2 separate regions of the Mus musculus genome follow, and region 1 is linked to region 2. Evidence: chromatin loops called from intact Hi-C (ENCODE). Cell type or tissue: heart. All regions are shown on one strand.

Region 1 (2,500 bases), 140 kb before region 2:
CTTGGAAGCTATTTGACTAAGCAAAGAAATCTAGGTTACAGCTTTCTTTTCCTGTTTAAACAAGCTGCTGTACTGTCTGGGTTTGCCTCCCTTCTGAAGTCACTGTGGTGTTTCTCTGCTGGGGAAGATTTCCTCTTTCTGGCTCCCTGTAAGATTTTCCCCCTATTGTTGGTTCTCATCCGTTTTCCCATAGCATGCCTTTATCTTGTCTCTGCTTTGGGTGTGTGGAAGTGTAGGATGTATCGCTCTTGGACAGCCAGGCCCTTAAGCACAGGTTAGGGTGTTCGTATTGACCTCTCTGCCTTCTCTTTTGAGGTCCCTCTTTTATGTGTATGTTAAGTTGCTTGTGGCTGTTGCCACACCCCTCCTCCTCTTTTAAAGGATGCTTGTGTGAGGTAGTTCATTTTAGAGGTTTCTATAGCTGTACCTTCAAGCTTATTGGTATTTTTCTTCTGAAGTATTTAATCTGCTCTTAATTTTATGTGCATACTAGACACTATATTTTTAACTCTAGAAATTTTTATTTAGATTCCTTTTATATCCCTTTAACAGATTTATGCTCCTTTGCCTTCTTGGACACATGGAACATAGGTGTTTATAACTTTTTAATCATCTAACTGCTTACTCTAATGTCTATTCTTTTTAGATGTGTTCCTATTGACTGATTCTCTCCTTTCTAACAGCCACTTGGTTTTTTTGCCTCTTGGTGATTTGTTTTTTGTTTTGTTTTTCGAGACGGGGTTTCTCTGTGTAGCCCTGGCTGTCCTGGAACTCACTCTGTAGACCAGGCTGGCCTCAAACTCAGAGATCCATCTGCCTCTGCCTCCCAAGTGCTAGGATTAAAGGCGTGCACCACCACTGCCTGGCAGTGATATTTTACTAGACGTTAAATATTGTGAATTTTGCCTTACTGGTTCCTGGATATTTTCATATTCTTAATAATATTCTTGAGTTGTGCTTTGGGACACATTTAAATTGTAAGTAGCTTAATTGTTTTGTACTCCCTCCCCTCCCTCCAGCTTTTTCTTTTTCTTTTTCTCTTCTTTTTTCTTTTTTTGTTTGTTTCTTTCTGATTCCAGAAACTTTTTCTAATTTCCCCCACTATCCAAGAGGTGATCTTGTAAGTACTTTACCTGCTGCTGCCTGTAGATGGATCATAAGCTCGTCTACTGTGGCAGGTAGGAAGCAGTTTGGACTCCAGCAGTGCCTCTGCTCCCCCAGGGCTTCTTCGTCTTTAGTCCTGGGGAGTTATCTCATGGGTGTGGACTGCTGTGCCCCAGCTGAAGTGGGTCTCCACAGACCTGCTCAGCTCTGTTGTGTGAATCCTGTCCCCTCAGTGCTGTTGACTTGTGTTTGTTGGGAGCCAGTGGGTTTCCATTCCCATCATTGTCTGTCGGTGTTTCGGCTAGGATACTTTCCCTGCAGTGGGCTGCAGCATGCTGTCTCATGGGACTCTCGTGGGCCTTTGTCCTGCTGCTCACCATTTGAGAACTGTTTTTTTGTTTTGTTTTGTTTTGTTTTGTTTTGTTTTGATTTATTTATTTATTTATTTATTTATTTATTTATTTATTTATTTCAGTTTTGTAGTTGTTTAAAACCACAAAATCTGGTTCTTGTTCTCCAGCAGGGCTGTCAGTTTCTAAGTGAAAGGCTTCATGATTGGTGAGATCCATATAACTATGATGTCGAAGTCCCTGAGGACTGTTTAGGACAGTGTTTCTGTGGGGGCTGTTCTGGAGTACAGCTGACTCTGTGGAGACACCGAAGTGCTAGTAGTTCATTATTTCCTCTTAATACTATCTAGAAAACCACAAGAAAGTTGTGTCTGTAAATACTGACAGACGTGGCTGACTCAGTCACCAAACACAAGGGAGTTTGCTTATGCAGCTAATTTGATTACTATGTTCTTATACATTAGTTTTGATCACTATACTCTTACATATAAAGGTTAAACATTTTTCTTGTCAGTTCTTTCCCCAGATATTACATGAAGCACAGTATTATACACCAGTACTATGGTAGTAAGTGACTCAGCCTGTTTGAGTCCTGATTTGGTAGCAAACTCACAAACAGATTTTTGAGATGTTTTGGTATCTTTTGAAAAGTCAGTGTTGACAGGAAGTGAACACAAAAGGGAGAAAAGCCTGTGGCTCTGTAAAAGCCAAGGAAGGAGCCAAAGAAAGAACCTGTATTGTCTGGTTCCGTGGTGAATCATTAACCTCTGGTGCACTGGGCACAAAGGTTGCGTGCCTGCCTGTGCTATTGGCTGTGAAACAATACGCTGGCTTTTTTTTTTTTTTTTTCTTTTTAAGTTACAGTTTACAAAGAATTGTGCCTTACAGGAAAACAATTGAATTGTGAGATAATGATTACTTGACTTAGTAACTTTTAAAACTGTGGGTTAGGACAATGACACAGCGCAGGCCATGTTGACAGTTACACAAGAACCAGGGGACTGGAATGTGATTTTTTTCTACCATGTGATTTTTTTTTCTTAAAA
Region 2 (2,500 bases):
GTTGGTGACCTATCTCAAATCCATCAGGACAGTGAAGACTAGGGGTTCATAAATGCAGCGTTCGGATTTGTGAAGTCTGGGCTGGGATCTGGCTCCCTGCTTTTCCAACGTGCTGGCAGACAAAGCCTGGAGCCCAGGGTTCAGATTCCTGCTTCCATCTTGGGATCTGACAATCTAGAAAAGCCAGGGACATCTGATGGGATTCCACAAGGAGGCAGTAGGGATCCAATGTGTGTAAGTCTTTGGAGAATGGGATTTATTGTCTCACAGGACAAGGCAAGATAATAAAGGCATAATTCTCTATGTTTCCTGTGAGGCAGATATCACCAAAATGGGATAGGTTTCTTGTGCTTCAGGCTGCCCTGTAACCTGCTCTGTATCCAGGTGGCCTTGAATTTATATTCCTGCTGTTTCAGCCTCCCAGGCTATGGAACGTCAGACCAGCACCATCATGGCCAGGCGGCTATGTGATTAATATTTGTAGCTGAAAAGGCATCTTAAACTTGCCAGCATATGTCTGCCATTGCATACAGCACAGAGATCAAAACACCATGGTTCTTTATTTTCAACTTTGAGAGAGAGAGAGAGAGAGAGAGAGAGAGAGAGAGAGAGAGAGAGAGAGAGAGATTAATGTGATTGTGGGAGAAAACATTAGTCTTTAATTTCAACCCCAAGTTTTATGTATTTCCTTTTAGAAAAAAATAATAATGCGCTTATCTTTGAGAAACGTCTCTGAAATCTTGACAATGCGGGGGCTCCTGGGTGACCCCGCCTCTCCTCTGGCCTCAAAACTCCTCCTTCGGGCGCTGCAAACTCAGAACCAGGATGCCGCCTGCCCACCAACTGCAGCTGTGGTTTCCTCAGTCTTTGTTTTGGAAAAAAAAATATGCTGCCCTACTTCTCTGTCCTTGTAGAACGTACATCTGTTTCTGGCTACCAGAGCCACCTGCAGGCTAAGAGTCTTCTGGTTTCATTTTTGAAGCAGCTCCCTGGCACGCAAGTGAGGAGTATCAGTGCTCAGACACATGACTGCAGGAAGGGAGCAAATGCTGGACTGTTCTCTGTGACTCTACCTTTTAAAAAGCTTTTCTCTGCTCCCATCTCCCCTTCCTTCTCCCTCTATCTGTCTTCCCTTCTCTCCCTCTTTCCCTCATCTCTCTCAATTTATTTTCATTTTAGACAGGGTTTCCTTTATGGCCCAGACTGGCCTTAAGCTTTCTTTTTGTAAAAAACAAAAAAAAAATTGGTTATTTTACTTATATACATTTCAAATGTTATCCCCCTTCCTGGTTTCCCCTCTGTAAACCCCCCTATCCCCTCCCCGTCCCCCTGTTTCTATGAGGGTGCTCACCCACCCACTCCCACTTCATCACCCTAGCATCCCCTTATGCTAGGGCATTAAGCCTGCACAGGACCAAGGGCTTCCCCTCCCATCGATGTAAGATAAGGCCTTCCTCTGCTACTTATGCAGCTGGAGCCATGAGCCCCATCATGTGTATTCTTTGGTTGGTGGTTTAGTCCCTGGGAGATCTTGGGGGCTGGGGGGGGTGTCTGGTTGGTTAATATTGTTGTTCTTCCTATGGGGCTGCAAACCCCTTCAGCTCCTTCAGTCCTTCCCCTAATCCTCCATTGGGGTCTCCGTGCTTAGTCTGATGGTTGGCTGCAAACATCTGCTCTGGCAGAGCCTCTCAGGAGACATCCTGCCCCAGCCTCCTAAGTGCTGAGATTATAGGCATTTATGCAACTATGTCTCTCTTGTAGTGGCTCAAATATGGTCCCCAGCCCCAACGGTGTTTATATAGAAGGGATTTTTAAAGTATTTTCTTTTCTTCATGTGTATGCATAGATGTGTGTGTGTGCGTGTGCGTGTGCGTGTGCGTGTGTGTGTGCGTGTGCGTGTGTGTGTGTGTGTGTGTGTGTGTGTGGCAGGTACAAGTTTATGTGCATGCATGCATGTGAAGACCAGAAAACCTGTCACGCTTCCACTAGTTCTCAGGCAGCTGCTCACCTTAGGTTTATTTTAAATTTTAAATTTTTTAAAATTTTTGCCGTTTTTGTTATTATTTTGTTTTGTTTTTGAGACAGGTTTCTCTGTATAGCTCTGGTTGTCCCGAAACTCATCTGTAGATCAGCCTGGCTTGGAACTCAGAGATCCACCTACCTCTGCCTTCCAAATGCTGGGATTAAGGGTGTGTGCCAACCATACCCAACTCACCTTATTTTGCTTTTGTTTCCTTTCTCTTTAAAAATGACATAAGGTCTCTCACTGGCCAGGAACTTAACAAGTCCTTCAGGCTGGCTAGCCAACAAACCCCTGGAATGTGTCCATTTCTTCCTTCCCATGGCTGGGATTAAACCCACACCATCATGCACTGGAGTTTTACGTGGGTCCTGGGGAGGGAGGTTGATTGAACTCAGATTCTCATGTTTGCAAGGCAAGCACTTTATCAACTGAACTATCTTTGCAGCCCTAAAGCATTTCTAAGATAACTTTTCTGCA

What was found. Hi-C counts contacts between places; a loop is a spot of excess contacts. Peaks named below come from ENCODE experiments on the same cell type or tissue, not always from the same donor. Only the 100,000 strongest peaks of a DNase experiment are listed, where the experiment ranks them.
Region 1: it touches region 2 in a loop (3-fold over the local background); 15 of 42 quality-filtered maps call a loop at or near these places.

The regions. Positions count from the first base shown.
Region 1 is chr14:73,253,335-73,255,834 of GRCm38, reverse strand. The region is part of intron 17 of Rb1 (RB transcriptional corepressor 1); the gene reads left to right. Among named protein-coding and RNA genes, the nearest start is that of Lpar6, 17 kb to the right of the region's middle. In heart, a CTCF peak has its summit at 1,134; no DNase peak of the experiment used is centred here; H3K27ac peaks cover 272 bases.
Region 2 is chr14:73,115,531-73,118,030 of GRCm38, reverse strand. No RefSeq gene overlaps it. Among named protein-coding and RNA genes, the nearest start is that of Gm35388, 14 kb to the right of the region's middle. In heart, CTCF peaks have their summits at 206 (motif pointing right) and 961 (motif pointing left); a DNase peak (open chromatin) is centred at 940.